Regions from separate parts of the Homo sapiens genome. Here region 1 is linked to region 2. A link is a loop called in an ENCODE intact Hi-C map of the cell type or tissue named here. Cell type or tissue: IMR-90. All regions are shown on one strand. Each heading gives the region's core, and the rest is flanking DNA. Links, peaks and the distances in the headings are about the cores only.

Region 1 (10,779 bases), core at 1,096-9,095, 110 kb before region 2:
ATCCCAGCTACTCAGGAGGCTGAGGCTGGAGGATCACTTGAGTCTGGGAGTTTGAGGCCAGCTTGGGCAACATATTGAGACCCTGTATCTTACAAAATATTCCTCTTATGCTCAGATCAGAGAGTTTGCCCAAATAATCACTTCTGTGCTTAGGAATCAAGAACAAGAATTTATAATGTTTACTTAACGCTGATTAAATGCCAGCTACAATATTAAGCACTTAAAAATAATTATCTCATGTTTTTCACCTCAAAATAACCATTTGAATGAGCATTAGGACTCCTTTTTATCAGGAATAAAAGTAAAATTTCAGAAAAGTAATTAACTGAGGCCACACAGCAAGTATATGGAGGAGTCTGGCTTGATAGCAAAGCGCTTTATATGAAATAGATTTTTCTTTCCTTTCTTCTTCCCAGCTGTAGTCATGTCCTGTGACTCTTCTTCCCATTCCCAGCCATTCTTCAGCTAAAAAGAAAGTAAATATTTTAAAATATGTATATATATTTTAGATATATATATTTATATTTTAAGACATATAGATAATATATAATTTATGATTTATATTTAAATTTGTATAAACTTATATTTAAATTATAAATTTAAGATTTATATTATTATATATATATATGTACTTTTCCCCCATTTTCCTCCTAGAATTGTTTTTTTATCCTTTATAAGACTTAGGCAGGTGCAGGATATATTTTCATCCCTGGACTCAAGTGTGGTGTCAAGACCCTTAACTTGTGACATGAATAGCAAGGAGCAGATTGGATTCCCACTGGAGTGGAGGCCCCTAATCATGGCTTCCTGGGATTTGTGTTATCTGCCTTCCCCTGTTAGATGCTGAGAACATAGAAGAAGAATACCAGGTTCTGGTTCAAGCTATATCATTGGCACAGTCTGTGACCTAGAGCAGATCACTGCTCTCTTTCTCGTGAAAATCAAATTTAGTTTCCTACAAAATTTAAAGTTGAGCAGAGCCTTGGTTTAGTCTTACAGACTAAAAATCTTTTTTCCTTCCAGTTCAGTCACATAATATTTATAAGATGGTGAAGCCAAGTCACTTGCCCTCTCTGGCCCTGAGTCTCTTCATCTGTACAATAAGAGCAAGAACTAAATGCTCACCGGACTTCCCAGCAGCTCTTGGTTTCAAACTCAGGGGAGCTGCAGGAAGAAGCTGGCTCTACTCTGCCAAGTTCTGACTAGTGAGGGTTTGCAACAAAACCAGCCAGGGCTAGTCTAGGCAAAAAGGAGAGTTTATTTTAAAGATATTTGTGCAGCTCATAAAATCAAAAAAAAAAAAGTTAAATAATGAGACACAGAGAAGTTGGGAACCAGGACAGCCTCAGGGATCTCTTCAGCAGGAGCTCATGACCCTTCCCCCTGGAGTGCTGCCATTAAGATCACTCCAAAAAAGCCTGTTTTTATGTTTCTTTCTTAAAAATGACAAATTCCAGAAGGAGAACTGCCAGGGGGCCATTCAGTTATGGAGGGTAGGATTGGACAGGCCAACCAGCAGGAAAGTGTTGCTGGAGCCCAGCCTTGTTGGAGGAGCAGGTGGTTCCCAGGAGGACCTGGGCAGAACTCCCCACCACACACACAGGTACACCCTACAGAAAGAGCCCATGTGTCTGTAAATGATTGGGAAGCCAGGTCGGGATGTTAAATGTGGGTGGGAGACACAGTGGGCAGGTTCAATACTCTAGACCAGTAGCAGCCATGGTGATGGAATTCATTCAGCGTTTTCAGGCAGCTGTGCCTCATGGAAGAGTAACAGACTTCAAGGCAAAAGGCATGATGAGTGGACAGTCCATTAGGGATTGCTGGTGGCTGTGGGCACAAAGAAAGACAAACAGTGTGATCTCATGGGGAGGCTGACCACCACCATGCTGGATTAGGATCCTCTCTTTTCAGCCAGGTCAAGGACAGGGTACTCTGGTCCCATCTTTTCTACTTTGATGACATTTGGGCAAGTTTCAACCTCTTGAGAGTTTTTCTGTTTCCTTATCTGTGAAGTGGGGATGAGAGCAATGATAATCATGCTACTCTTCCAACTGACAACAGTACGGCAGGCGCTAACATCTGCTGGGGCCAGGCACCCATGCTGAGAACTTCCCATGTGGGTTGATCCTCGCAATCCTCTGACACAGTACTGTTATGGTTTACACTTTGCCCAAGGCTTGTGGGAATTAAGGGGGCAGTAAAGTGTAGAGCAAAGCAGTGTGCAAAGAGACTGAGAGGCTGGGCTCAGGAGCTGATGGCCAGTTTTGAATTCTGGCTCTGACACTCACTGGCCTGGTGTTTTCTGGCATGTTGCGTGAGCTTCATTAATTTGTAAAGTGGGTGTGATACTAGTGCCTGCCTCATGCTGTGGTTGTGAGGAGTGAGTGATTTCACAGGCATCCAGGAAGGTGCCTGGAGCAGAGCAGTGCTCTGTAATGTTTGCTGTTGTTTGTAATAAAGTGCCTGCCGGGCAGTGGGGATTTGAACCCAAAGCAGATTGACTCTAGAATATATATGCTGTGGCAGTTATCTCTGGTGGCAGAACAAGAAGGCTCAGGAGTGAGCTGTGTAAAAGCCGGGGTGGGGGTGAGTTAGCAGAGGGAGCTATGGAACTAGGGAGAGGAAGAGAATGAGGAGCCCTAGGCACGTAGCCACTTCAACACTCCTTGTCTCTGTGACCTTGAGCTGGACCCAGAAGGTCAGCAGCAATTGCTGAGTCCCCATAACCAACGGGAACATTCAGCACTGACTTCACTTATGCTTCTGACTTCAGGAGGGCTTTAGAGAGGGGGTTAGTTAGAAAAAGAAGGAAAGAAAGAGAGACAGAGAGTGACTAAGACAGAAAGAGAGTGATGAAGTCAGGGGGAGGGTGGGGAGAGAACTAGATATAAAGACATAGAAACCCAAGGAGAGAAAGAGAGTGATTGACACTCAAGAAGATAAACAGAAGAGGCACACACTTAAAGCCACAGAAATGAAGTAGAAAGACGGGAAAGAAGGGTGAGGGGAAGGATGGGGATTTTGCAGAGACAGTGCTGAGGGGGCTGTGACTGGCTGGCCTGCTCTGTGGTTGAGGAGCAAACAAACCTGTTAAGTGTGTCAGTGCTTTATCTAGGAAAGCACCTTTGCCAAGGCCCGGGCACACTGAGGAGCTTTTTGAGCGTGTAGGGCTGTGACAGGAGAGACTCTCTTTATCTGAATTGGAGACAGGAGCACTCTTCTGTGCATTTCACACTGGATGCCACAGATTAGGCTGCGGATATTTCACGGTTGGTGATAAACATTTGTTTGGAGAAGCCTTGAGCAGAGCAACACTCCTAAGGCTGGGGGAAGGGGTTGATAACAGGCAGGTACCTGGAGACTGGTTTTACATGAGGGACTGGTTCTATGCAATTTTACACTTGTATATTATTATAGGCATTGAAAGTCCCTAGAAGGATACCCATTAAAACTTTGACAATAGCTAACCTCCCTGGTTGGATTAATGAGGAGTCTCACCTTCTAAGTTATGTATTTCAGTTAGGTTTACATGTTTTACAGTGTAGGGATTTTATAATCAGAGAAACAAAGGCTTAAGGTAATAAGTTAACTCCTGAAATGAAGGAAGGGAAAGCAATGGCCCCTGACATAAAACAGGTTGTTGGGGCTCATCCGACAAACAGACAATGGGTGGCGGAAATGGCAGTGCATTTGAAAATATTTCTCCTTGATATTTCCAAGTTACTTTGAAAATCTGATGATCACAATCTTTCCTCTGATTCTTGCAGAAGGGTGAAATTATTAATGTCTCCTCAGCTCAGACAAATTTCCTTCCTTTGGGGTTTCCTTGGGGTTTAAAAAAATACGGCAGAAGGTGTATGCCCTGTTAGTTGGTGGGTTTCTGTTGGGTATGGTGGATATGAGGCTTTTCCCTTGAGAGAATGATGCACGCAGCATCTGCAGAATCCTCTCCTCCTTGAAGTCCCCACCTCCCACTCCTTTTTGTTTTAAATTTTAAATGAAGTTTGTGCCTAGTACACACTTTTAAAAGTATTGTCTGTTAGCTTGAGAAATGACCCAGATGTATCTTGTTTCAGGCTTTATGAAGGCAAAGAACAGATGGAGTTTGAAGAATCCATGAGACGGCTCTTTGAATCCATCAACAATCTGATGAAAAGTCAATACAAAACTACCATCCTTTTGCAGGTTGGTTTATGCTACAATAAAATCTATCTTCTCCTTGGCCATCCAGTAAATAACAGCATGCTAAGATAATATCTTCTTTTACTTAAATATGCAAACTTGTATCCAGTGAAGGCCTGGGCTGGCCACTAGGTTAAAGACCAAGGGCTCCTCAGGACAAGAGAAAACGTATTTATTGTTTGTTACCCATGAAGCTAGCAGTGCCTTCTTTTAAAATAGCTCTGAAATTTTTGTTACCTAGAAGGAAATTAGTCAAACCGGATCCACTTCCAATGGAGAGAACAGTTCATGGTAGCAGTCTCTTAAACTGAGTTTAATTCTCGACAACATAAAGTCAGGGACCCTTTTGGGATTAAAGAGGGCTCCTCAATAAACAAGAGGTGCTTTGGAGAGAATGAGTCCTCTCATGTGTGGTCCACGATGCTAATCTGTGAAGACTGCAAATCTTTGAGAAACTGTGAGGCCTATCCCTGTGTTTGGGAAGGAGTTGAGCAGCTAAGAGTCTGAATGAAGAGGCTGTTTCAGGGAGACTTCAGAACTTTCACAGAATGCACTTGCAGGCACTGGGGGTGCGGGTGGGGGAAGCTGGGAGTGCCTGATGTGCTGTGAATAAACGAAGCCCAAACACATTTATCTAAATCAATGAGTTAATGCAGATTGCTGCTGCTTTTTTTTTTTAAATCAATATTATTCTTTTAGATGCTAATTTAAAGATCCATTATGCCTGAGATGCCCAGGCACTGGTTAGAATTAATGACGTACTAGTGTTTAGCTAGAATGAAGGTGAGGAAGCAGAGGTGGAAGTCAGCCTGGGGAATGTTTGCTTCTCATGCTATGGGTCCAGACTGTGCACGTTAGAATTGTGTGGGGATCTTTAATAAATTCTGATGCCTGGTTACAACCACCCGACTTTCTAATTTAATTGGTATGGAGTGTGACCCAGGCCAGGGGATTTAAAAAATTCCCCAGGTGATTTTACTGTGAAGCAAAGTTTGAGAACCACTCTGCTGATGGCTTCCTTTAATTTAACAAACAGTGGAAACCTGTGTGTTGGGGAAGGCAACTATCTTATTCATATGTGTCTTCAACACTCAGAATAATCCTGATAATTCTAAAATTTATTCTCCTCAGAATGTGTATCTGTATTTCTTGATCTAACTGAATAACTGAAGGTCCTAACACTATTTGGTCTTATGTAACAAGGTTAGGAACATAAATACCCTCCTCTAGAATCCACTAGTAAAATACCCAAAAAGCTTCTGTTTTATGATGAGATAGAGGAGGAAGAGGTATAAATGATTAAAAATGATTTAAACCAAACTATGTAACAGGCTTTATATTTCATGCTTCACATATATTACTTTATTTCACCCTCTCAAAAATCCTCTAAATTACACATTAGGCCTGCCATGTTATAAAAGGATAAACTGAGGCTCAGAAAGCTGAAACGATGTGCCTAAGGCTACATGCCCACATCTCTCTGGTCAAAAGCCAAAGCTCCTTCTCCTGCAGCAAATCTCAAAGTCTATAGAAGAGTCCTTGTGTGGGATTTGCTGACATCACATGGGCTTCACCCCTCTGCCCTCATCACTAAGTTCTCTTCACATGGTACTGCTTTCCATATTTGAACATAACTTTAAATTCTTCTTTGATAACTTTTCAACAGCCATACACATAGGTGGAAAGCATCATTGGTTTTATGAAAATCCCTGAGGCTAAATTTGGCCCTTAGAGCAAATTGAAAAAGAGATGAAGCCCCTTTCTATGTCTCTGAGGTGGAAATCTATGGGAAGAAACCAGCATAATCTGGCCCAAATCACAAGGAAAACAAGGCATTTCTAACACAGCTACCCGGACAAGAAGAACCTGGGTAAAAAGACTTATGCCAAAACCATAATAATCATATGAGTTCTCTAATCCTAATATTAGGATTATTCTGAGTGTTGAAAACACAATGATTAGTGTGTCTTCAACTAATAATCATTTATTAGTTGATGCTTAATAGATATCTGTTGAATTAATTAATGTATAACACTAGGGATACGTCTTAAGGTTTCTATTTTATTGATGAGGGAATTGAAGCTCAGACAGTTGAAACAGCTTCCTCCAGGCACCATTGCTGAGAAGTGGGATGGCTCAGATTCATATCTGTTCCTGCCTGGCTCTAAAGACCATACTCACTACCACGGCATTAGCCTGTTCTTTATACTGTTTCTTTAGTCCCTGCTGGGGATGGATGTCTTCCTATGGATTAGTTGGGACTGCAGTCTTCTAGTTTTTATTTTTCCCTTACCCCCTCCTGGTTAAAAAGCAAACAAACAAAAAATGTATTCCTCATATTCCTAACCCCTTCATCATTCTCTGACTAAGGGGATAACAGGAGCAGGGGACAGCATGAGGAGATGCGGCAGGAGCCCCAGCCAGCCACTGCATCTGTATCACACTGGAAGCAACTGAGCTTCTAGTGAGTAGCCACACAGTGTTGGGATATCTGGAGAGAGCCAAGGATGACCAATTGCCATGAGAGAGGCTATAGGGTTGAATCAGGTGTGAAATCAGCTCCAAGGAAGCTGAAGTGTGAAAGAGCAGAAATGATGAGCCAATAGATAAAGCCAGTTTCTCATCCCAGAGGAGAAAGGCGCTGATGCCCCAAAGAAGTTGAGGTGCCATGGAGAGAAGAATGGAAGAGGGAATAGGTAATTTTGGAGCTACTCTTTCTAATTTCAGCACCTGTTTCCCTACGATGGGCTACACATATATTTGGGGAAGGAACAAAGGGAGAGAGACAGTAAGAAGGCAGGGAAAGAAAGAAGGAGAAAAAAAGGAAGCAAAGAGGAACAAGTGAGCATTTGCCGCTCTCAAGACACCTGGTCAATAGGAATGCCCTTCTTTATCAGCTGCATGACCTTACATTGGTCACTTAACTTCTCAATGCCTCAGTTTCCTCATCTATAAGATTTCATTGTGTGGGTGAGGATCAAATAAACATTGTCTGCAAAAGAACAAATTATAAAATGCTATGCAAATGCAGTGAACTAATATGATTATTATGGTTTTGGCATAAGTCTTTTTACCCAGGTGGTTCTTGTCTGGGTAGCTGTGTTAGAAATACCTTGCTTTCCTTATAATTTGGGCCAGGTTTGTTGGTTTGTTCTCATAGATTTCCACTCCAGAGACATAGAAAGGGGCTTCATCTCTTTTTCAATTTGCTCTAAGGGTCAAATTTAGCCTCAGGGATTTTCATAAAACCAATGATGCTTTCCACCTATTTACATAGCTATTGAAAAGTTATCGAAGAAGAATTTAAAGTTACATTCTAATATGGAGAGCAGTACCATATGAAGAGAACTTAATGATGAGGGCAGAGGTGTCAAGCCCATGTGATGTCAGCAAATCCCACACAAGGACTCTTCTATAGACTTTGAGATTTGCTGCAGGAGAGGGAGCTTTGGCTTTTGACCAGAGAGATGTGGACATGTAGCCTTAGGCACATCGTTTCAGCTTTCTCGGCCTCAGTTTATCCTCTGTAACATGGAAGGCCAAATGTGTAATTTAGGGGATTATTGAGGGGGTGAAATAAAGTAATATATGTGAAACCTGAAGTATAAAGCCTGTTACATAGTTTGGTTTAAATCATTTTTTAATCATTTATACCTCTTCCTCCTTTACTTCATCATAAAACAGAAGCTTTTTGGGTATTTTACTAGTGAGGATTCAGAAGGCGGGCATTTGTGTTCCTAATTTTGTTACACAAGACTAAATAGTGTTAGGATGTTCAGTTATTCAGTTAGATCAAGAAATATAAATATACATTCTTAAGAGAATAAACCCACAAGAAGTGACTGTATGAAAACATGCATGGGAAAGTTTCAGCTAGTGAAATAGTACGAGGTGACCGGAGTCTTGATTCTGAGCCTGCATGGGGTGTGAGCTATTAGTAACATCAGCCATAAGTGCTGGCTGGGTGCAGAGGATATGAATGCCCGTGGTTGATGTTCCTGGTTCAAACTTTTCACATCCAGCTGGGTAGCGGCTTATGTTGGAAACCCTCTTTTGTGACCAATTTAATTGTGAGTAGAGCAGATCTGGTTCAAATCTCAGCTGTGTCCACTGTTAACTCTGAAACCTAAGCAAGTTATTGCCCATCTCTAATGCTCACCCAGCTTTTGTGAGTTGCTTTCTGTGGTTTTTCTTATTGTTCTGAGTCGGCGTGGCAGCAGCTCACCAAGACCACGGAGAATTGAAAGCCAGTAGTTCAGAGGAAAGGAGCAATAAAAACACTTTCTGCTGATCAGGTACCTACCATGTTCCAGACATGGAACTGGGATCTTCATATACAGTGTTTTAAATCCCACCAGAGATCTTCAAGGAACCACTATCCTCAGTGTTCATAGGAGGCTCATAAAGTTAAATAGTTCATCCCAAATTACATGTATTCATAGTGCTGGAGCTAGGATTTGAATCCATCCAGGTCATCTGCCTCCAAAGCACTATTCTCTATGCCACAGGTAAGGTTTAGGCCAGGGATTCCCATGTGTTTTCAACAATGGACCACATGCTCAGAAGTCCTTGTGTGTGCCAGCCCTGTGAGCGTGGTTGATAAAACTGATGGCAGATTCAGAGGGTCAACACCACACACATGTAAATTAGATAGAGCTCAAAAGTTAGTAAAAGACATATGGCGATGTTGTGCAGGCCAATTTGCCCCACTCTCCTTACGATCCATGGTATTTCATAATGCTCCAATTTGATGGCACAAGTGGAATTAAATGAACAGCTTGTATTGAATGACATGCTCTCTTGGCCACTGTGAATGCCACTTATGCTAATGAAGCCCCTGGAGTGTCCAGGAGGGCAGGGGACTCTGCCATTTATATCCCCAATGTCTGGAACAATGGCTGCCACACAGAAAGTGCTCAAATATCTACTGTCTGAATGAATGAATGAATGAATATGGCTGGGTGCAATGGTGCATGCCTGTAATCCCAGCACTTTAGGAGGCTGAGGTGAGAGGATCTCTCAAGCCTAGGAGTTCAAGACCAGGCTGGGGAACATAGTGAGACCCTGTCTCGACAAAAAATTAAAAAAAAAAAAATTAGCTAGGCATGGGGGCCTGCCCATGCCTAGTGGTGTATGCTTGTGGTCACAGCTACTCAGGAAGCTGAGGCAGGAAGATCACTTGAGCCTAGGGGATCAAGGCTGCAGTGAGCTGTGATAATGCCACTGCATTTCAGCTTGGGTGACAAAGCAAGACCCTGTCTCTTAAAATAAATAAATAAATACTGCCGGGCGCCGTGACTCACGCCTGTAATCCCAGCACTTTGGGAGACCGAGGAGGGTGGATCACAAGGTCTGGAGTTTGAGATCAGCCTGGCCAACATGGTGAAATCTCGCCTCTACTAAAAATACAAAAATTAGCTGGGCGTGGTGGCGGGTGCCTGTAATCCCAGGTATTCGGGAGGCTGAGGTAGGAGAATTGCTTGAACCTGGGAGGTGGAGGTTGCAGTGAGCCGAGATTGCGCCATTGCACTCCAGCCTGGCGACAGAGCAAGACTCTATCTAAAAATAAAATAATTACTTCTATCATTTTGTTTAGTTTGATGTTTCAGTGTTTATTAAGTGTCAAGTGTTGAGCTAAAAGCTTTACATATATTGTTAGCTCAATTGATCTTTGTAACAACAACCTTATAAGACAAATAGTCTTTTTAAGTTCCATGACATACCTGCACAGAATGTGCAGGTTTGTTACATAGATATACATGTGCCATGGTGGTTTGCTGCACCTATCAACCTGTCATCTAGGTTTTAAGCCCTGCGTGCATCAGCTATTTGTCCCGATGTTCTCCCTGCCCTCACCCCCCCCCACCCCCTGACAGCTCCCCTGTGTGTTGTTCCCCACCCTGTGTTCTTATTCTTGCTCTCCCACTTATGAGCGAGAACATTTGGTATAAAGCGGAGATAAAGACTATATGCAAAGACAAATGGGCTTTATCTCTGCTTTCCAAATGAGGAAAATGAGGCTTAAAGAGGTTAAGTAACTTACCTTGGCTGAAAATTAGTATATCTTGGATTTAAATTTTGGCTGTGTAAGTCCAGAGTTTGAGTTCTTAATCACCACCAAACAATAGCGCAATTTCATTAAGACTAAAGTCTTCTGGCAAAACCCCAGGTGGATAAGACTCAGGGGACCCCATAAAGTTGAGTTACAGAAAGGATGGAAACACACATATTCTGGAACCTGTTGGTTCCTTTCCCTTCACTTTGCCTGAGAGATTAGTGATGAGACTGAATGTCCTGAGAGAGCTGCATTTATTTTCCTCGGGGACAACTCAGCATCTCAAAGGAAACTGCCTTCTTATGGTCATGCTATGGGGAATTCCTGTGACATCGTTTTTCCAGTTTCTATGGACCTTGATCATCCACTGCTTGGCTAAAATAAAAGGATTAAAAATTGAGGGGAATAGTACTTGTTTTGAATGCCTGTGGCTCTTGAATGAGGAAGCTATCTGGTAGCATTCTTGCATAACTGTGTATCATTTCAAGACATGTTCATTTTGGCCAGAAGTCTGAGTGTACTGGCACCAACACTGGTCA
Region 2 (10,779 bases), core at 938-8,937:
CCCAAAATGTTCCTTTAGTTAGACCTTGTCTCTTAAATTGCATTTTCTCCAGAATGGACTAGGTCACATGTAATAAATTCTGGCATTTTAATAGAAACATTACAGGGAAAATAGTCAACAATCTGCTTTAATTTCAAAAGTCATTTACTCTTTGATATGGTAAGGCAGTATCTGGTAAAATGTGCAGAATGCATTGGGATTTACTTATGATGACAATTTATTCTGAAACAATGTGAAACTGGACCATCAATATTCAGGACAAAGATCTTGGCAGGGGGAAGGGTACTGGGAGCAAACATTAGTGTCTTTTTATTCCTGGGTCCTGAATGCCATGTAGACCTCAGGGATTACAGGTGCACGACACCGTACCCGGCCCCTCTCTCACTTCTCAAATATCTTCTCCACATAGCAGCCAAAGCAATCATTGCAAAATTTGGATGGGAATAACATTACACTCTCACCTCAGGAGAGTTAGAAGCCTTGGGCATATTACCAGTGGCAGACCCTAATTTCTATAAAGAGCTGAGACTAGGGCATGATGGTGAGAAGATGGAAAAATTGCTCTTTCTATTCCTCAGGGACTTAAGTCTCTCTTTGAGAAGACTGGTTATTTGTTCTGGGAACAAAACTAAAAAAAAAAAAAAGAAAAAAGAAAATCACACGTACATAAACCAAAACCACAATAATAGATCATTTAATTCTAGGAATTAAATAATCAATCATTTTGGGAATATACTATGAAATAACTTGAATGCAGATATTCTCAATTAAAAAGATAAGTATTCTGTTTATATACGTTGGTTTTATATTTGATAAGTGTTAAGTTTCTGAAGATCCTTTTGGTTTTGGTGGGGAGCAGAATGAGGATAGAGAGAATTGTTTCTTTATGTATAGATTTATACCATATATCATTCAGGACTGTACTCACTATGGTACCATCCTAATATGAGGACTGAAGGACCAGGGATAAACTGGTGTATGCCCAGTGAATCTAATGTACTCAATAATTTATTTCTGCAATGAGTATTTAAACCCCATGGTGGTACATGATGGAGATACAAAGGCAAGCAAGAATAAGCGAGATGGCTTCCTTAGGAAGACTTCAGTCTAGATAGATACCTTGATCAAAGAATGACGCAGATATATGTACAAGGACAACTGCGCCAAGGACTTCGATGGTAAGGTCCCTTGTGCCAGGCAAATGTCTAAGAGGGGTATTTGGCATGGTCTGGGCTGAGTTGGTGGTAGCCATGGGAGGCATGACCTGGGAAACCCCAACAGAGCTGCTGGGCAGGGAGGGTGGTGTAGGTGGGGAGTATTGAAGGCAGGAGGAACAGGAGCCTTCAGGGACTGAAGGCGTGGTAGGTCCAAGAAAGCCAAGAAGGCTGGCTGAGACTGGAAGACAAACACCGGAAGGGCCTGTGGTGGGAGCTTACAGGAGAGGCAGGGCAGGATGTGCAGGGCTTCGGGCCAGAGCAACATACCTAGTCTTACTTCCTAAGTATATTGGGAAGCCACTGAACAGTTCTAAGTCAGAGTGTAATGTTATTCCCATCCAAATTTTGCAATGATTGCTTTGGCTGCTATGTGGAGAAGATATTTGAGAAGTGAGAGAGGGGCTGGGTACGGTGTCGTGCACCTGTAATCCCAGCACTTTGGGAGGTTGAGGCAGGAGGATTGCTTGAGCCAGGAGTTTGAGACCAGCTTGGACAACATAGCAAGGCTCAGTCTTTACAGAAAATAATTATTTTAAAAAAAACATTAGTGGGTTGTGGTGGTAAGCACCTGTAATCCCAGTTACTGGGGAGGCTGAGGTGAAAGGATTGCTGGAGCCTAGGAGTTTTAGGCTGCAGTGAGCTATGATAGTGCCACTGCACTTCAGCCTGGGTGACAGAGTGAGACCCTGTTTCAAAATATATTTAAAAAATAAGTATAAAAGAAGAGATTGCATGTGGGGAGACCTGTTGGGGAGGTTCCTGCAGAGGCCAGTTGAGAAATGAAGTGGGTTTAGAACAGGATGCCCACAGTGGAGAGGCACGCTGACCTGAGAACTTGGCTTAGTCTGGCAATGAGAGAACCAAACTCTGTGTGTTGCCAACGGATGCATCCCTGCTCTTTATGGGCTGAGAGTTCTGTAGGAGGCAGAGAGAAATTAGACATTTGCAAAACCTCAGGAGTAGGGGTGGTATGATATGGTCCATCGAAATTTAGGCTGTAAATTGGTGAAAAGAAGATGGGGAGGAAGTTGAGGTGAAAGTACTCAAAAATGGGATTATGTTCATTAAACCAGTCAAATGTGGTTTGTGCTGAATGCTGACAGTGTTGGATTAGGATTTGTCCCCCGCACTTTTTCTTGCAAGCAATGCTTGATGGGCGTAGTGATCATAAAACATCTTTGTTTCTTGGCATTTATAAAAAGAAATACATTTTTAGCATACAGCAAGTTGCCTTGAGCAGCTTAAAATGAGAGCCTTTTCAAGTGAAGGTTATATTGAGGATTCAGCTCAGCTAATGAAGGTAAGAACGGGTTTCAAGTCTAGCCTTATGCTTCCTGGAATGGCCCTGGCCCCTCACACATTCCACCCACCAACCACATTGCTCCCAACACCTACTTCCCCACAGGATTGCTATAAGCCCTTGGACAAATCATTTAGCCTTCCTTAATTGACTTGTGCTTAAAATGGAAGGGACCTGGCTCTTAAAGTCTCTTTTACCTCTAGGATATTTGATTCCACACAACAAGAATCTTTAATTCCCGGAGTGCTGTGCTGTATTTTATGTGCCCATGTGCTCTTTTGAATCATGGGCGACTTTATTACTTAACATTAACTGTCGTGGTTTCTGGTGGATCCTTCTTTTTTTTTTTTTTTTTCTTTTTTTTTTTTGAGACAGACTATTGCTCCGTCACCTAGGTTGGAGTGCAGTGGCATGGTCACAGCTAACTCCAGCCCTCTTGGGTTTAAGCTATCCTCCTGCCTCAGCCTCCTGATTAGTGGGGACCAGAGGTGTGAGCCACACTCTTGACTAATTTTTTAATTGTTTGACGGGGTCTCACTACTTTGCCCAGGTTGGTCTCAAACTCCTGAGCTCAAGCAATCCTCCTACCTTGGCTTCCCAAAGTGTTGGTATTACAGGTGTGAGCCATCGTGCCCACAGAAAGTGTTCTTCCCTTGCCCCGAGAAAAACCTGTTTCTGAAAACCACTGCAGCTTCACGGAGGTATCTTCCTTTCTCTCTCCCAATTTACTTCAATCCACAAATGACTGAATATGTGCTTGTTGAGCACCTGGCCCAATGTGTACCCTACATTGTGTTCTTGGCTGTCACTCAGTTCATTGTCAAGGCACTCTTGGGAGGCAGGGGGTATATCAGAGGAATCAGAGGCTCACAGAAACTAAGCAACTTGCTCAAGTTTATGCAGCAAAAATAAGATAGCAGACTGCTGTCAAACCCAAGACTTCTGATTCTATGTCCAGGGTTTGTTTTTGTTATTGTTTCTCTAAATTGATGTTTCCCAAAGTGGGAGACTCACTCTCCAGGTGTAAACCCAAGCTGGTTTTAGATGGTTCGTGGAGAAGGCAGGAAAAGGAATACTGAATCACATGACAGGAAAGTTGTTTTCTTTTCAATTCTCTCTCAAACATCCTGTTTAGTCAAGTAGAAAATGGGCTTGGTGTGAATGTGCCTTTCGTATGTGTTGAATATTTGCTAATCTCCCATCTTAACAGAGAGCTGGTCTCAGGCTTAGCAGCCTCAATAGCAACAGGGTTTAGCAAGAACTTAATAAGATATTTTTATTTCATATTCTATTTTTGGAACATGATATTGTTTTTCTTCACATTGGCGATATAAATTTGCCTTTTAAGGAAAAAAATTAAGGGGGAAATAAAGAAAAGTACTGGATAAATTAGAGTTCAGGTGTCTGAGTATAATGATACAAATCATGCCTGTACATCCATGGAATGAGGCTGGGAGCAGCTCTCCATTTATTCATGCTGCCTCCCTCACTCACGGGACACGCGGGGCTTCATGTGATCATCGTGACACTAAGTTCTGAATCTGCTCTTTATTTATTTCCCTTAGAAATATATAGAAGCAATTATAATGAAAGCCATACTTGCCCTTAGGACCATTGAGGTGTCCTTCTTAAGCATACATTTTATAACTGAAATCAACCCAAGCTAGTAATGGAGTCTTAAAACCTAGAAAAAATATGTAAGTTTATTGCAAAAGATAATATCCCGTTTAAAACAGTTTAGAAATTTACAAAACCTTACATCAGTACATCGTCTTTAAGAAGGTGCTCTATAGATGAGCTGGTATTAAGTTCCAAGGATAGTGAGTATGCATTTATGCATTGCTTTTTAAACTACAGAGAAAGCAGCTACATAAACTCCTGCAATTTAAGTTGATGTATTGGTCTTTTTCCTTTCAATTTTATAAAAGTAATTTTTGCTAAGTTAATATCTCTCCAGCAAACCAGATAACCTCAAGTACAGCATTTCTGTAGAATATCATGGTAGATGTTACGTAATATTTTACAAAGAAGCAGTGATTTTCACATGAATAAGTGAGTATGCAGTTTTGGTATATGTGTGTGTGGTGTTTTAAACATAGAGACGACCATTTTTGTTCATCAGGAAAATGTTTATGGAATCCTATTTCCTCATAATGATTTTAAATATCAATTTTTCAGAAGAGAACTCCTTCCCAGTTTCAGGTCAGTGGCCCAAGCAATGCGGTGTTGTGCTTTGGTGTAGAATCAGTACAGCCTTGTTTGGCTGTATTTCTAGAAATGTCAACATTTTATTTATTTTTTTCTTTTCTTTTCTTTTCTTTTTTTTTTGTTGGGGAAGTGCAGAAAATGTCAACATTTTCTAGTCCCAGTTTTATTTAATTCAGTTAAGGGTTCATGTGAGGGCCTCAACTGGAAACATATCTATGACCACATCAGCTTATTAATTTTGTGTGAGGTACCTCAAACATCTCTTTATCTTCCCAGGCTAACTTTGGCCAGTAATCCAGCTCAGCTCTGAGTCACTCAGCTCACATAATGTGGAACGTGCTAAGAGTTTATAAAGTAGGAAAGCATATGTTCTTATCTGTATTCAAGAATGGACAAACAGGCCGGGAAATTTAAGCCATTTGCCAAAGGCTAGTGGTATAGACTGCTTGGTTGCCTGGATCTCTTAATTCTGGGAACAGGGTTATTTACATTCTAGCATGATGCCCGAGAATATAAATTCACATGAAATTAGCGTAAGCAAAGCAAATTAAGATGGAAGCTCTACTACAAGATAAAATTACATAAGAGGTCCCAAATGATTTCACTTTATTGGATTATCCTCTATTCTGTTCTTTTCCATTGCTGGGGCCAACTGACAGTTGATCGTATGGATACAGGAAAAAAAAAATCTGTGGCTTTTAGCCAGTGGTAGCATATCTTATTGAAATGTGGCTTCTTAAGTATGACAAGTGTATTTATCTTAATTCTAACATGACGTTATATATTCCGGTCTGATTCTGTGGGCTTAAACATTACACTAGAAACAGAACAAGAACATCTTGAATGACATTCCAAGACTTAAATAGTGCAAGCTGATATTCCTTGCCAAATTTCCCTTTCATTCTCACTGAAATAGCTTTGTTCACTGCATCACTATGACAGGGGAAGGTGAAACCATCGGAGTGGTTTGCTCAATTAGGCTCAATTTGCAGTGGGGTAGGTACATCCCACGAACACACAGGATTCTGTGCTCTGCAAAGATTCTAGCTTAGACACTGGATCTTCAGCCAAGGGAATTACAAAATACCTTCTTCGTTTAATGTATGTTTAGTTTCAGGCTCCCTTTCTAGCAATGTCAATCTAACCACATGCTGATAGAGATTTTAATTCAACCAGAAGGAATCTGAGCCTTTCCATCCTACCCCTCATCCACAAGAGTATATAGCAATTACTTAATTATATTACTTTAGTAGTTTGTTCAGCCATGCAAGTTTGACTGGATCCACATGTATGTAGGTCTTGTCAACAGAATGAGCCAGACCTTGAATAACTCAGACTTTGGGATGGAAAGATATTTAAACCTCAAATAGAAAAAACTATATCCTCATCCATAGTCCTGCTAGTTTTTCAATCAGGTGACCATTGTCTGGTCACCAGGAAGGGAGACTGTGTCGATTAATATATGTTTGAACCTATCTACACGGCTGTTTCTGGGATGAAGGGATGAGAAACAGTGTTGTGTTTTATCTTAGCCTTATCTATGTTACTCATAAGATGTAACTGATGGACAGGTTGCTGGATCTCATGATTTTAAATATTGCAGGTAAGTTAACTATGGAGTCTTAAAGTTCACACCAAAAACAGATTCCACCCATTTGCCAGGTGGTCTCAGGCCCTAGGCAGAGAAGAAGCATGATGGTTTAGGGTGGGCCCTGGAACAGCTACAGCTGCTGAAATCCTCTTTGAATTACACTTATCCAGCACAGCCACACCAACAAGTTTATACCCTGGGGTGGCCTGACTCTGCCACAGGCAGAAAGGTGCATGCACCATGAGATGACAGAGCCTTAATTTGGGATCAAGGGGCTAATTAAAAAGGAAAACAACCCAACACACCAGGGTGATCTTGCATAAGCATTTTATGCCCTGCCCACTTCTCTTGTGCTTATTATGTATGCTGATATCTTAGAAAACTGCCAGTTTATCTCATTTTTTTCTATGGTACCTGCTTATAACCTATAACCTCCCTCTACCTTCCGGGTCTGCACAACACTATTTTTTTCTTTTGGGTTTATGAACCCAGGATGGGAAGGAAGTGCTTGGCATCTTGGAGGTGTTGGAAGGTGTAGTGTGGGGTTTTGCTCGTGGTGGGAATCTGGTCTTAAAACTCAGCATGAGTTCTGGCTGAGTGTGACAGGGAACTTGGCAAGCGGTCACTCTAGTGTCCGTGAAGCCCTCAGCAAGCAGTCGCACGCACTCAGGTAAGGATCGTGGTCAGGTGTCCAGCAGCGGCTACATCAGCTCCAAGGCTCTTCTGTTTCACAGGCCAAGGGGCTCACAGCCCAGGGCCTTTGCAAAGAAGCAGGGCAGGCCTTAAGTGCAGTGGATTTCCCATCTCAGGGAAGTGCGTGGAGTTGGGGGGCTGGGGGATGGTCCCAACCAGCTCAGATCCACCAGAAGCATTTCTTTTTCACCTTCTTGGTTTTCCGCCTTAAGTCCTGCTTTTCCGGGGCTGGGGGTTCTGCTGGGGACTTTGGTGGGGGCGATGCCTCCTCAACTGGCTCTGCTTCCTCCAGACTCTGCAAAACTTCATGGAACCTGCCTTCCTGCTGCCGAAAATCATACTCTACACTGAAAAACACAGAGAGGAAGGAAGGAAAGTGAATTCGAATCAGCACAGACTGATTAAGCATCTCTCAGCCCCAACTAATATGGAAGAGCATGAGCTTTGGGATCAAATCCTAGATCCTTAGGTACCTACTGGCTCTTTGACCTTGGGAAAGTGATGCCACCTCTCTGAACCTCTAGTTCTTCAGTGATTGAATTGGCACCTGTAATGCCTTCCTCACAGGGATGTTATTAAGGGTCAGTGAGACCTGATGGCAAGTGTTCTGTAAATATTGGCTCCAGTCTCTCTCTTAATCATTAATGGGGTTTTGGCATGTGTTATGCATGAAAACTGTCTCATTATTAAAAAATTGAGATAATGCAGAGGAACAGACAAGAAAACTGACAGCTCAGTTTCATTATCTGTAAAATGGGGGTAATAAGAGCACCTATCTCAAAGGCTTTCTTTGGAATTAATGTGTGTAAACTGAGATAATATAAATGAAATGCTCAGAGTAGTGCCTGGCGTGCGCTAAGTCCTCCGTATGTGTTAGCTTCTATTACCGCTATCATCATCATCATTAACATAATTTCTACCAATATATTACGTCTTGCTCTTTGAATTGCATCTCAACTTCAAGATATATCTTGGAGAGCTTTACATGTAAGACTGCCTTGTAGTATTCCTCAATACAGTGTATTTAAATATTCCTCTACTGATGGATGGACATTCCCAACCTCTTTTTCGTTGTTGTTGTTGTTGGCTATTTTACTTGTGTGTTTTGGTGTCATTAACATACGGACTGCATTGTCCCGTGCTGATTATCACAAACATTGAGGAGGTAAAAGTGAACCTGTCGCAGAGCAGGGGTCCCTGAGGTCAGGGGAGGTGGGCGTTGAACAGAAGCCTGGCCTGTAGGGAGTGGGTGCTGATGCTGTCTGTGACCTCTGCATGTCTGGAAGTCAGGCCAGCAGACCTCAGGGACTCTCAGCCTGCTTCCTCACTCTGGTTCACCCTCCCCAGAACCCAGAGAGCCGGGGCAGAAAAAACGAATCCTCTTAGACATCCCTGTGGGCTGAGCACGGGTTCCCTCTGTCCTTAATTGTCTTTCCTCCATGAGGAGGATTTACTTACAGAGGAGTTTTCAGTGCCAAGATGCTTATAAGAAAGCTCTTAAGCTTTTTGATGTGTTTGTTACCTGGTTTCATACCAGGGGTCTCAGAAGGCCCAAGGATGAGGAGCCAGCGTGGGAGTGTGGGAAGTGGAGGAAACGTGGTCATGAAAACAGTGCATTCTCCTTGTTTAGCCAGAAGGAAAATGAAATGTTGCATCTGGGAGACCAAAGACCCCATGTTGGTTTATGATGTGGCATGACTGGCCAGTGCCTTTATACCCAGCAAGGGCTGGAAAACAGCTGTCATTAAAGGGACATCTGCCCTTGCTTACTCTCCCCATGTCACCTCCCAGGGCCGGGGACCCGAGTTCATGCTGCTGCAAAGGCATGTTGCCGTTGCCATGCATGACGAATGGAGCCCCAAAGAGTGCCTCGTCCCTGAGCATTCTGAGATGGAAGAGGCAGGGCTGAAGAGTCAGAGGGGCGAGGGGGCCTGTTTTATAGCAAGACTGATGGGTTGTTGCAGGGCTGAAGAGTCAGAGGGGCGAGGGGGCCTGTTTTATAGCAAGACTGATGGGGTGTTAGTTCTTAGGGAGCACTAGGAAAGGGTATCTGATTGTTTTGTTTCTGCATTTTTCATCCAGGCTTGCTTCTCCTCCACTTACATGCCTTCTCTTTCTGTTCTCTCTGGCCCTCTCTATGGGGACATAATCCTGGCTGGATGACCTATAGGCCATCATTATATTAAATTAGAATTGTATTGTGGATGAAACATAGGCTGTGGTTTTTAAAGCAAAGCCCCACAGTTTCACTGTGAGATCTTGGGGAAGTCATTTCCCACTTCCAGGCTATGGTGTCCTCATCTGCAAAATGAGTAGTGCCTACGCAAAGGACCTCAGTGAAGCTTAAATGCCATGTGCATATACAACACGCAGCATAGAGTAGGCACCAAGTATCCAGTCAGTCACTCGACAAACATTTATTGAGCATCTTCTTTGTGGCAGGCCCTGTTCTGGCTGCTGAGGAAGGAATGGTAGGCAGACAATCTCCCTGGCCTCCTGGCACTGCTAATCCAGTGAATCTGTGTCCTCAGTGCTGGCATCAGTAGCTGTTAGAGACCTTCTAGCCAAAGCCCAGAATTTGCCAGGCCAGTGGGCAGAGGCATGTGCAGACTCACATACTGACTGTCTATTTCAGGAGTCTCTATTTCAGGAAAAACTCTGAAACCATGTTTTTCCTCTGCTCTCACACCACAACAACCATCAACACAGAAGAAGACTTCTATGACCAAATGTGTGGGAGTTTCTCCCCACTACCAAGCAGTGGCCACCAGTTGGGTGTCTTCCAATTCAGTTCCAGTACTATCTACCCAGAGATAGCATCAGATTCCATAGATTGGGGGCTCAATCCCACAAGACTTCCCCCCACTTACAAGTCCGGGACCTTGGAACTTCTGACTGACTAGCTTCAAGTTGGGGTTCCCAAAACCCCTTCTTTGGGTTTGATTAATTTGCTGGAGTGGTTCACAGAACTCAGGGAAACACTTCCTTACGTTTACTGGTGTATCATAAAGGATATTGCAAAGGATACAGATGAAGAGATGTGTGGGGGCTTCAGCCCCTGTGTAGCACTCATTCCTCCAGGGTATGGGCAGGACCCACTCTGGAATCAGTCTCTTGACCCACAATCAGATTAGATTCCGGCCTTAGGCAGGTGACAGGAGGACAGGAGAAGGTCAGAGAAAGAGACTTTGTTTCCTGAGGCCTGCTCCTGAGGCCTAACTCACCCAACGTGATAACAAAAGATTGTAACAAGGGCTATGGGAGTTATGAGCCAGGAACCATGGGTGAAAACCTCTCTGTCTGTCTGTCTGTCTGTCTGTCTGTCTATCTATCTATCTGTCTGTCTATCTATTGATCCATCCATCTATCATCTATCTAATCTATCATCTATTATCTATTTATCTATCTATCATCTATCATCTATCATGTATCTATCATCTATCAGTATCTATTATCTATCATCTATCTGTCATCTATCGTTATCTATCCATCTATCATGTATCATTATCTATCATCTATCTATCTATCTATCTATCTACCTCTAGCATCTATTTGTCTCTATCTATTGATCCCCCCACACACATAGATCGCACACATACACACATATATAATCATAACATCACAGTCTCTTCTTCCAGGAGGCATCACCTGGTACTGCACCCCTATTTGTCTGGGGTGTGGTGGAGTGGGTTTCTGTCTGCACCACCTATACTTCATTCTCCCCAGTGGAAACTGGAGATGGATTGAGAGCCTAGGCAACCCCTGCATTG

What was found. Hi-C counts contacts between places; a loop is a spot of excess contacts. Peaks named below come from ENCODE experiments on the same cell type or tissue, not always from the same donor. Only the 100,000 strongest peaks of a DNase experiment are listed, where the experiment ranks them.
Region 1: a loop joins it to region 2, with 2.1 times the contacts of the local background. A loop is called at or near these places in 1 of 110 quality-filtered maps.

The regions. Positions count from the first base shown.
Region 1 is chr5:169,743,317-169,754,095 of GRCh38, forward strand. It overlaps DOCK2 (dedicator of cytokinesis 2), which reads left to right. Exons shown (of 52, transcript NM_004946.3): 23 at 4,080-4,188. Among named protein-coding and RNA genes, the nearest start is that of DOCK2, 110 kb to the left of the region's middle. In IMR-90, for the core only: no CTCF peak of the experiment used is centred there; no DNase peak of the experiment used is centred there.
Region 2 is chr5:169,857,104-169,867,882 of GRCh38, forward strand. All of the region lies in intron 27 of DOCK2 (dedicator of cytokinesis 2), which reads left to right. INSYN2B (inhibitory synaptic factor family member 2B) reads right to left here. Exons shown (of 4, transcript NM_001129891.3): 4 at 4,200-7,356. The coding sequence ends at 7,170. Among named protein-coding and RNA genes, the nearest start is that of INSYN2B, 120 kb to the right of the region's middle. In IMR-90, for the core only: no CTCF peak of the experiment used is centred there; a DNase peak (open chromatin) is centred at 5,028; H3K27ac peaks cover 172 bases.